2 separate regions of the Homo sapiens genome follow, and region 1 is linked to region 2. A link is an interaction called in ENCODE POLR2A ChIA-PET data of the cell type or tissue named here. Cell type or tissue: CD4-positive, alpha-beta T cell. All regions are shown on one strand. Each heading gives the region's core, and the rest is flanking DNA. Links, peaks and the distances in the headings are about the cores only. Region 1 holds the start of LOC105374334 (a long non-coding RNA gene). Region 2 overlaps GAREM2 (GRB2 associated regulator of MAPK1 subtype 2).

Region 1 (5,365 bases), core at 270-5,269, 110 kb after region 2:
TTCTCATTTTATTTTTTCTGATTCTCATTTTATTTTTTCTGATTCTCATTTTATTTTTTTTCTAATGTAAGAAATACATGCTGTCCGGGCGAGGTGGCTCACACCTATAATCTCAGCACTTTGGGAGGCCGAGGTGGGAGGATCACTTGAGCCCAGGTTTTCGAGAACAGCCTGGGCAACATAGTGAGACCTTGTCTCTACAAAAAAGAAAAAATTAACCAGATGTGGCAGCACGTCCCTATAGTCCCAGCTACTTGGGAGGCTGAGGTGGGAGGATCACCTGAGTCCAGGAAGTCCAGGCTGCACTCCAGCCTGGGTGACAGAGAGAGCCCTGTCTCAAAAAAAAAGAAAAAACAAAAGTTTATTGCAGTTACATAGGATGAATAAGTCCGAGGGATCTGATTACACACACACACACACACACACACACACACACACACACAAGATGAGATGGACACGTTAATCAGCTTGACTTTAATATCAGTTCATGATGTATATATAATAAAAAATGCTCATTGTCAAAGAACAACTCAAATAATATAGAGTAGAAAAAAATGAAAAATCAAGTAGAGATACCCACTTACCCATTGATAATGCTTTGATATCTCTTCCTTTCGAGGCGCTCATACTTGTATGGACAAATGTGTCACCAGGCAGCTTAACTTCAAAGTGCATTTTAAAACTTTTTTTTTGTCTTGAATTTCAAGATATAACCTGGAAGCAAACTGTAGAAACCTTTTCCCTTAGCCTTAAAACAGACTCCATGACCCTCCTTTTCTCACGATATATACTCCCTTCACATTTATCTAATTGTATACTAGTATCTAATTGTGCCTTCCTAGAACTTCCAGGCACTAATCTTGAGACAGACAGACCAAGCCTGGAGACCCAGCTGCAAAATTCCAGAGATGACTTCAAGGCAGCTAGTTAACAACCTGGCCATTGTTGAGATGACGCCAGCCCACACACCAGGTGGACTGGGACCCAAGAGAGCCACCAGAACGAGACACACATATGTTGTATTTACCACAGTTCTTGAATGCCTTGCTTATCAAATTTTCCCTTTTTAAACCCCTGCCTTCCCCTCAAAAATTGAAGTGGTTGCTTTGGATGGGAATCTGGCTGCTTTCCCTTTACTAGGTTTTTTTTGACAGCGTCTCACCCTGTCACCAGGCTGGAGTGCAGTGGTGCGATCTTGGCTCACTGCAACCTTCGCCTCCCGGGTTAAAGCCATTCTCCCTGCCTCAGCCTCCCGAATAGCTGGGATTACAGGTGCCTGCCATCACGCCTGGCTAATATTTGTATTTTTTAGGAGAGACGGGGTTTTGCCATGTCGGCTAGGCTGGTCTTGAACTCCTGACCTCAGGTGATCTGCCCACCTTGGCCTCCCAAAGTGCTGGGATTACAGGCATGAGCCACCGCGCCCGGCCCCTTTACTAGTTTTGGATAATGAAATCACTTTCTTTCTACCAGACCTTGCTCTTGTTAATTGGACTCTGCAAGCAGCAAGCATCCACACCTGCATTCGGTTACATAGGGACCAAAATTGCATAGTATAATGCTGTTCTGGAATGCTGTTGTTTTACTTAGCTATATTGGAACAGAAATTAAAAGAAATTAAAGAATGTGTGAGCAAAAACTCAGTTACATGTAAAAAACCCAATTCCCCCTGAAGAAGAGAAAGAGCTGGAGTCCTTTAAAATCAACTGCCTGTTTTTCTGTGGCTAGTGAGCCTTCTCTCTCCCTTTCCCAGGCATTGTGAAGACTGTTTCTCTAGCTATGCAGCTGTAAGGTCACTAGACAGATAATCTCAAGTCATAAAACATGTTGTTCCTTAAAAAGTAAAAAGTAATATAATGCATGTCTCAGTTAAATAACTGTCTTTGCTTCTCGTTTCTATAATAGGCTTCCCCCTGCACAGATCTCCCCTCGCCCCACAAAATGCTTAAAAGGTAGCTTGACTCTTTGTTCAAGGCTCAGTCCTTTAAATGTTAATCCGACTCGGTCGGTGCATCTAAATAATTGAATAATTCCTCCTCAACCCCTCGGTCTCTCTGATTCTTTAATTATCCCACTGCATTTCTGGTGGCCCGTACAGGAACTGGAGACGACAGATTTACTGTCTCCTTTGCCTGGGGGACTTAGGGCCCTGGGGCTCGGGGAGACCCGGCATCCAAGGCGCGCCATGGGGGAGCTTCACCTGGATGGAGACTGGCTCTCCCCGCGTCCCAGTGCCCTGCCCGGCAGCGCAACAGAACCGGAGACTGGGCTGCAGGACGATACCAGCACTTCAGGAACCACGGTAAGGAAAAAAGGCCCAAGGCAGGAAAGCCCGTCTCATAGGGGCGAAGGGGAGCTTGATCACCTCCCGGGGACCAATCACTAATCCAACCCAGAGTGGCTGGGGGGCGGCAGGAATGGCCTGCCAATTTGGATGAAGCTTGTGTCCCCACTAATAAGGTGGAAAGGAGAAAATAGGCCGATAGAGCGGCAAGTGCAGCAAGGAAGAGCTTGCTGGCACTCTTGCCACCCGAACTGGGAGTGGGTATGTGCGTGTGAACCTACCCGGGACATGAGAGAGGCTCGTTTCGTCCAATGAGGAGTCCTGGGGTAGGAGTGGTGTGTGTATGTGTGTGAATGTGGGAGCCTAACTAGGCTCACCCGGCACATGGAGAGGCCTGTTTCATCCGATGAGGAGTCCTGGGGTAGGGGAGGTGTGTGAAAGTGTGTGAAAGAGATGGTCTCGGGAGAGGCCAACGCGGGGAGTGACGAGGGGAGGCACAGATCCCTTAGTGCGGGTTGTGTTCCGAGGCCAGTGTGGGGGAAACCAGACCTAGAACGTTGTATACGGCTGATAGGACCAGGTCCACCGCTGCAGCAGGCTGTGAGAGGGGAAGGCACGTTCCTGGCTAAGCAGCGTCCAAAACTCCCGTAATAGGACCCAGTCTGGTGGACCCGAGAGTAAAAGTGAGAGTGAAAGTGCGCCGCAAGGGAGGAAATGGGAGGAAAAGCGTCGAAACCAACTCCTTTGGAGTGCATGATAAAAAAATTTTTAAAAAGGATTTAGAGGTGATTATGGGATGAAACTGGATGCTCAAAATTTAAGGACATACTGTGAATTAGAATAGCCCTCTTTTAGTGTTGGACGACTGGCCGAAGGCACTACAGAGAAATTGGCCGTGTGTTTTAAGGTGGTGACTAGGGTTGGAGGACCACCAGGGCATTCAGACCTAGTCTTTGTATTGATTCATGGCTAAATGAATGCAGCCCTGCCTAGCAGTTTATTGTAGAACGCTCGCAGCTCATGGCGAGAGACACCAGCTGTGCTGGCAGCTACAGAGTTAAAGGGAAAGTCACAGAGCCTTGTAACTCCACAAGTAAAAAGTGAAAAGTAAAAGCCAAAAGTGAAAGTAAAAATCAGCTGTGCCAGGAACTATGGAGACAAAAGAAAAGTCTCAGGAAAGAGAAAACTGGTTTTGCAAGAACCACAGAAGGGAATAAAGACCCCTCCTCCCTACATTCCAATCTACCCCCCTTTACCAAGGCTAACTGCCCCTAAGGAGTTAAGTTCAAAGAAATACAGGCTCCCAGAAGAAAAAATCAGAGCTCCAGGAAGTTAAAGTGAAAGGTTACAAAAAAGTCAGGCAGGCCGTCTCAGGTCTGGCCGTGCCCAAGTTATGCTTATGCCTCTTAAGAGGACAAAAGGACCCCCACTAGGACCCAGATGATGCAGTCCAGCTTCAACCCCTACAAAATTGCCGAGAAGCACTTCTGCCAAAGGCTAAAGGATGGTAAAAGAAAAAGGTAACCAATATATATATATATATAAAAAAAATCTCAGAGGTGCTCCAGGGTGCAGATAAAAGCACCAACCAGTTTTAAAAAAGACTTTGTGGGCATTTTGGTTGTACACTCCGTTTAACTCTAAGGCTGCTGAAAATCAGCACGTGGTGGATACAGCATTTGTAAGACAGGCCCAAGGAGATATCCGGCATACATTGCAGAAGTTAGAAGCTCCGTAGGCGTGAATGCTACTCAGCTTATTAAGGTGGCTACCAAGGTGTACATTAACTGAGATCAAGAGGCAAAAAAGAAAGCTGATCGGAGGCTTAAGAAAGGCTAATTTACTAGCAGCAGCCCTTACAGGAAGAGAAGCTGGCTTTGCAAGGAGGCAGGGACGTGGGCGTGAACACAGTCGTGGAAAAGGCTAGTCTGGACAGGAGTTTGAAAGCCGGCCGAGGCTAGAGAGAGATTAATGCGGACAGTGCAAAAGGAAAGGACACTAGAAGGATAAATGTCAAAAGAATAAGGAAAATGGTCAATGGTCTAACACCCGAGTGCAGCGTTCGGTTGCTAGTTGTCATGCTTCAAAGGCAGATCCTGATCTGATCGGCTTAGCGGGGGCTGAGAATTTAGAGGACTGATAGACCGGGCTCCATCCTTTTAGGCCCCGGGGAGCCTATAGTCTCTATGGAAGTAGGGGGCCAATTAATGGATTTTTTGGTCGATACTGGTGCTGATTTCTCTGTGGTAACTCACCAATTAGTCCCCCCACAAAGAACTGTGCTACTATCGTAGGGGCTACTGGCGCCAAAGAAAAGAGGCCTTTTTGCAAATCCAGGAGATGTATTATTGGGGGACAAAAAGTGCAGCATGAGTTTCTATATATGCCAAATTATCCAGTGCCCTTGTTGAAAAGAGACTTACTCCAGAAACTGCAGGCACAAATCTCCTTTACACCTAAAGAGAATATGACACTAGAGTTTAGAAAGTTTAAGGCAATGGTTTTGACTATAACTGTCTCAAGAACTGAGAAATGGCGGCTCTATAAACTGTGTGCCAGAAGGCCACTGGAGGCGGACCTACACAATATGCGGGGAATGCTTTTCAAGGTACCAGGTGTATGGACCGAGCACAACCTCCCTGGACTTGCTGCAAACAGACCCCCGGTCGTAGTAGAGCTTAGCCCTTATGTTCCCCGGTACAAGTCCGTCAATACCCACTACCCAGAGAGGCAATTGATGGCATAACGAAACATTTAAATCGGCTCTGTGAACATAGGATTATACTGAAATGCAAGTCCTCCTGGAATACTCCTCTGCTGCCTGTGCAGAAGCCAAATGGTGAATACAGGCCAGTTTACAAAGTGTCCAAGGACAAGGCAAAAGTCTTTTTTCAGCAGGTTGGATAGCTAAGATTCATGGTATCCCAAGGCCAGTGCAGGCTTGGAAGTGCACGCAAGGAGGCTGTAGGTGCATTGCCCACCCACAGGTCAGGGAATTTCTAGGTGCGGCGGGATTCTGCCGAATCTGGATTCCAAACTTCTCCCTTATAGCAAAGCCCTTATATGAGGCTACCAAAGGAA
Region 2 (5,365 bases), core at 119-5,118:
CAGAGCAAGGAGCCAGCATCCCGGTACCACACTGATAGTTGATCAGAGGCCAGCTGTGTCCACATGTTTGGGGCTATTTGCAGTTGGGTTTCTCTGGGCAGGCAGCCGCTAGCCTCACTGCATACCCACAGGCTCTCTATGGGGGGAGGGCTGGGCTATAGTTGCTAGGGATCTGTGCTCACCTTGCTGAGGCTGGAGCCAGATGACCAGCCCCCTTCAGCCCATGCCAGTGGAAACCTGCCCTTTGGCCCTCCTGAGTTCCTGAGGGGCTGGCCGAGATTATGGTAGCAAGTGACCATGAAGGCTCTTGGGACGCAGGCTAGACTCCCAGCAGGCAGGCCCACTCCAGCAACTTTTGTCACCCACTATGCAGGGAAGTTCAAGCTCCTGGAACAGGCCCGGGATGTGCGGGAGCCAGTGAGGTACTTCAGCAGCGTGGAGGAGGTGGCCAGTGTCTTCCCTGACCGCATCTTCGTGATGGAAGCCATCACCTTCAGCGTCAAGGTCAGTCACTCCCTCACCAGGTGTGGTGTCCCCACACTACTCCTTGCCTCAGGGGCAACCCTGACTCTGGTTGGAAGGTTGCCCTCAGGATCCAAGAAGGAGAGCGGCTCCTGGGGACCCCTTAGGGGTCTTTGGCACAATCAAGCCATGTCAGAAGGGTGGGGAATAGGACCCACTGGGCTGAAGGACTTCCTATGAAAGGTAGTGAAGCAGGAGCGGGTGTCTGGAAGGGTCATGTTCTGACTTGGAGACTTTTCAGGGCAACCTGTCCCTAGCTGCCCCAGCACCCACTTGTAGAGGCGGTGGTTGTGGTGAGCAGGCAGTGTAAATAGACCCCTGCTGTGGGGTGGGAGCAGTGGCTCATGCCTGTAATCCCAACACTTTGGGAGGCTGAGGAGGGAGGATCAACTGAGGCCAGGAGTTTGAGACCAGCCTGGGCAACATGGAGAGACCCTGTCTCTACAAAAAATGTTAAAAAATTAGCTGGGCATAGTGGTGCGTATCTATAGTCCTAGCTACTTGGGAGGCTGAGGCGGGAGGACTGTTGCCAGGAGTTTGAGGCTGCACTGAGCTGTGAATGTGCCACTGCCCTCCAGCCTGGGAGACAGAGCAAGACCCTGTCTCAAACAAACAAACAAACAAACAAAAACAACTAAAAGCAGTCCCTGCTATGTACAGATAGTGCTGTTCTGTTTACAAACCCTTTTCTTATCCATCAATTCATTTCTCTTCACTTAGCCTTGTTGGATGGGTAGGGCATTATGATCGCCCAAATGGTAAAGACAATGATGATAAAAGTCGCCATTTACTGCATACTTTAAAATATGTTGCTGATCCAAGTAGTGGGGAAGAAAAGAAAAATATGTCACTGCACAGTCTTTTTAATCCTACAGCAGTTCTTCGAAGTAAGAGTTATCAGATATGGTCGCTAAGGCGTGGAGGGGCAACTCATTTAAGGTGGCACAGCTGCTAGTGGTCTCTCCAGGATGAACGTGGATCTCCTGGCCTACCATCTAGTCCGAGCCCCGGGAGGGCGGAAGAGGAAGGCTGTTTTCCCTTTCCAGTCTCTGGGAGCTGGCCGTGTGGCTTTCCCTGGGACCTGGCTAAGGCCCTGCCCTGTCTCTGGGATCCCCAGGTGGTGTCGGGCGAGTTCAGCGAGGACAGCGAGGTGTACAACTTCACGCTGCATGCGGGCGACGAGCTCACTCTTATGGGCCAGGCGGAGATCCTGTGCGCCAAGACCACCAAGGAGCGCTCGCGCTTCACCACCCTCCTGCGAAAGCTGGGCCGGGCCGGGGCGCTGGCCGGGGTGGGCGGCGGCGGCCCAGCGAGCGCGGGGGCCGCGGGAGGCACTGGCGGCGGGGGCGCCAGGCCGGTCAAAGGCAAGATGCCCTGCCTCATCTGCATGAACCACCGCACCAACGAAAGCCTGAGCCTGCCCTTTCAGTGCCAGGGCCGCTTCAGCACTCGCAGCCCGCTGGAGCTGCAGATGCAAGAGGGCGAGCACACGGTGCGCGCCATCATCGAGCGCGTGAGGCTGCCGGTGAACGTGCTGGTGCCCAGCCGGCCGCCGCGCAACCCCTACGACCTGCACCCGGTGCGGGAGGGTCATTGCTACAAGCTGGTTAGCATCATCTCCAAGACGGTGGTGCTGGGGCTGGCGCTGCGCCGCGAGGGCCCGGCGCCGCTGCACTTCCTGCTGCTCACGGACACGCCGCGCTTCGCGCTGCCGCAGGGCCTGCTGGCCGGGGACCCGCGCGTCGAGCGCCTGGTGCGCGACAGCGCCTCCTACTGCCGCGAGCGCTTCGACCCCGACGAGTACTCCACGGCCGTGCGCGAGGCGCCAGCGGAGCTCGCCGAAGACTGCGCCAGCCCGCGCCGCGCGCGCCTCTGCCTGCCCGCGCCGCGCGCCCCCGGGCTCGCCCGCGCCCCCGGCCCGCTAGCGCCGGCTCCCGCCGGCGAGGGCGACCAGGAGTACGTGAGCCCCGACTGGGCAGCCGCGCCCGAGCCCGCCGCGCCGCCCGCCGAGATCCCCTACGAGGAGTTGTGGGCGCACCAGGGGCCCGAGGGCCTCGTCCGGCCGCCCCCAGGGCTCGATCTCATCTCCTTCGGGGCCGCGGGACCGCCGCGTCGGGAGCCGGAAGCGCCGCCGCCTCCAGTCCCTCCCAAATCCGAGGCGGTGAGTGAGCGCGCTGGGGGCCGAGTCCCGGGTCCAGCCAGGGCCCAAAGCCCGTTCTCCTGGGCCCCGGCCCCGGAGTATGTGGCAGACGAGGTGTCTTCCTCGGCGGGGTGGGGAAGGGGAGAAGGAAAGGGCAGAGGCATGCCAGGCAAAAGCATTTGTAGTAAGGGGCACTGGGGCGGGCGGTGGCGGGAGAGCTGTGGGACAGAGATGCGTGTAGGTCCCCAGCCTCAGAGGATTTGAGAGGAGCCCCGAAGCACTGTTACCCAGAAGGTACCACAGAACAGGGGTCCTTTAAGTTGTTGCGTGAAAAGAAGGTTCCTTGGCGAAGTAAGCTTAGAAATGCTGTGAATGATTCCCAGCCCTTTTTCCCTCCTCATATTGGAGTCACAGAGCATTGGTAGATTAAAGGCTCTGAGAAGTCCTGCACTAAGGAATCCTGTTTATCAGAACATTTTCTCCCTGCCCGTAACACCCGTCAGCATCCCATGGAGTCCTCTTTGGGGTACACGACTTGTAGGGAGGGATGCAGGTGGCAGACGCTTCCTTCCCTCTGTCCCTTCGGCTTTCCTTTGTCCTCTGCTTTCTCTCCTTTTCCTTGAGGAGGGAGCACGTCTGCTTAACCTGTTTTGATCTACCTTTGTGTTCTTTTTCTTAACATCCATGATGGATTTCCAAGGAACAGGAAGGAGGCTGTGGGACAGGGTGTGGGTGCGTGAGATAGGCTGGGAAGGCTAGGAAGGGTGGGGTGGCTGGCTGACTGGATGAGCAGTTGGGGTGCAAGGCAGCCTATTGGCAAAGTGGGGCAAATGTCAGGCCCAGACAGCCCCCTCGCCCAGCTGCTTGGGAAGGGGAAGATAAGGAGTGCCAGCTGTTTGGAGTCGAGGTGGAGTCACCGCCCTCTGCTTGTAGGTGAAGGAGGAGTGCCGCCTGCTCAATGCCCCTCCAGTGCCTCCCCGGGGTGGCAATGGCAGCGGCCGGCTCTCCAGCAGCCCCCCGGTTCCCCCTCGCTTCCCCAAGCTGCAGCCGGTACATTCCCCCAGCTCCAGCCTCTCCTACTACTCCTCTGGCCTCCAGGATGGGTGAGTCCCTGCCTTCCCTTGGTCCTGAGTTCTAAGGTAGATCAAGGCAGGGAAGGGTGAGGAGGGGGAACTACAGTGCTGAGGAAGAGGAAGTCTTGAGGCCTGGGAGATTCCCGAGGGTGCAGCTCCCTGTGCAGTGGCTCAGGGATTGGCACTGCTGTCTGGGTGTCTTGGGGCCTGGGGCCCAGTGGCCTGTTCTGCCCACTTCAGCTTCTTTCTCTCTTAAATGTTGAGGAACGGATGGGAGCATTGCCCTGGTCCCCTCAAGGTGGGGACTTTGCTGCAGGATAGAGAGAAGAGAGCTCCTTGCTGTTTTGAAATTTTGATTAAGTTCAGGCCAGGTGCGGTGGCTGATGCCGGTAATCCCAGCACTTTGGGAGGCCGAGTTGGGTGAATCACTTGAGGTCAGGAGTTCAAGACCAGCCTGGCTAACATGGCGAAACTCCATGTCTTCTAAAATACAAAAATTAGCCGGGCATTACGGCACATGCCTGTAATCCCAGCTACTCGGGAAGCTGAGGCAGGAGAATCGCTTGAACCCGGGAGGTGGAGGTTGCAGTGAGCCAAGATTGCACCACTGCACTCCAGCCTGGGCAACAGAGCGAGAACACCATCTCAAAAGAAAAAAAATTGAAAGAAAATATTTTTATTAATTTCAGTTTCGTTTCATTTTTCCCCTGTGTTTTCTGACCTGGGCTGGGGGATGCTGGAAGGAAGAACACGGCCATTCCGGAGGGTCTTGGGCTGGGGCTGGGGTGCAGGCCCGTGTTGCTGAGGTCATAGTGGTGCTTGGTTGCAATGCATGTGTGACCCTATCGGATTCCCTCTCAGCCTCACCTGTCCTATGTGTGTGTGTCTGTCTCTGTCCACAGGGCGGGTTCCCGCAGTGGCAGTGGCTCCCCATCGCCGGACACCTACTCCCTCTATTGCTACCCATGCACCTGGGGAGACTGCAAGGTGGGCGAGTCCTCTAGCCGCCCAGCCCCCGGTCCCCTACCCTCAACCACACAGCCCAGCCAGGCCTCCCGGGCCCTCACAGAGCCTCTGAGCGGTCGAGCCGCCTCCCTTCTGGGGGCTGACACCCCTGTTAAGACCTACCACAGCTGCCCTCCTCTATTCAAGCCCTCACATCCCCAGAAGCGCTTTGCTCCGTTTGGAGCTCTCAACCCTTTTTCCGGGCCTGCCTACCCCTCAGGCCCTTCAGCGGCCTTGTCTTCTGGGCCCAGAACCACCTCGGGTCCTGTGGCTACCTCTGGCCCTGCGTATTCCCCAGGCCCAGCCTCGCCAGGCCAGGCCTATTCAGCTGCTCCCCCCTCCTCCTGCGCCCCCTCCTCCTCCTCTTCTTCTGAATGGCAGGAACCAGTCCTGGAGCCCTTCGATCCCTTTGAGCTGGGGCAGGGCAGTTCTCCAGAGCCTGAGCTGCTGCGTTCTCAGGAGCCCAGAGCAGTGGGGACACCTGGGCCTGGACCCCGCCTTTCACCACTTGGCCCCTCCAAGGCCTTTGAGCCTGAAGGTTTGGTGCTGCACCAGGTCCCCACCCCACTGTCACCAGCTGCTCTGCAGGGACCCGAGGCGGGAGGAGCACTTTTTCTAACCCAAG

The links. Peaks named below come from ENCODE experiments on the same cell type or tissue, not always from the same donor. Only the 100,000 strongest peaks of a DNase experiment are listed, where the experiment ranks them.
Region 1: POLR2A ChIA-PET joins it to region 2 with 22 read pairs; 7 of 35 experiments call an interaction of 5 or more read pairs at or near these places.

The regions. Positions count from the first base shown.
Region 1 is chr2:26,296,325-26,301,689 of GRCh38, forward strand. It overlaps LOC105374334 (a long non-coding RNA gene), which reads left to right and starts at 2,725. Exons shown (of 4, transcript XR_939853.3): 1 at 2,725-5,365. In CD4-positive, alpha-beta T cell, for the core only: no CTCF peak of the experiment used is centred there; DNase peaks (open chromatin) are centred at 2,577, 3,357, 3,677 and 4,007; H3K4me3 peaks cover 2,374 bases; H3K27ac peaks cover 2,185 bases.
Region 2 is chr2:26,182,594-26,187,958 of GRCh38, forward strand. It overlaps GAREM2 (GRB2 associated regulator of MAPK1 subtype 2), which reads left to right. Exons shown (of 6, transcript NM_001168241.2): 3 at 374-504; 4 at 1,640-2,683; 5 at 3,596-3,765; 6 at 4,638-5,365. Among named protein-coding and RNA genes, the nearest start is that of GAREM2, 12 kb to the left of the region's middle. RefSeq lists a silencer at 2,209-2,448. In CD4-positive, alpha-beta T cell, for the core only: a CTCF peak has its summit at 2,278 (motif pointing left); DNase peaks (open chromatin) are centred at 1,648 and 2,288; H3K4me3 peaks cover 1,289 bases; H3K27ac peaks cover 211 bases.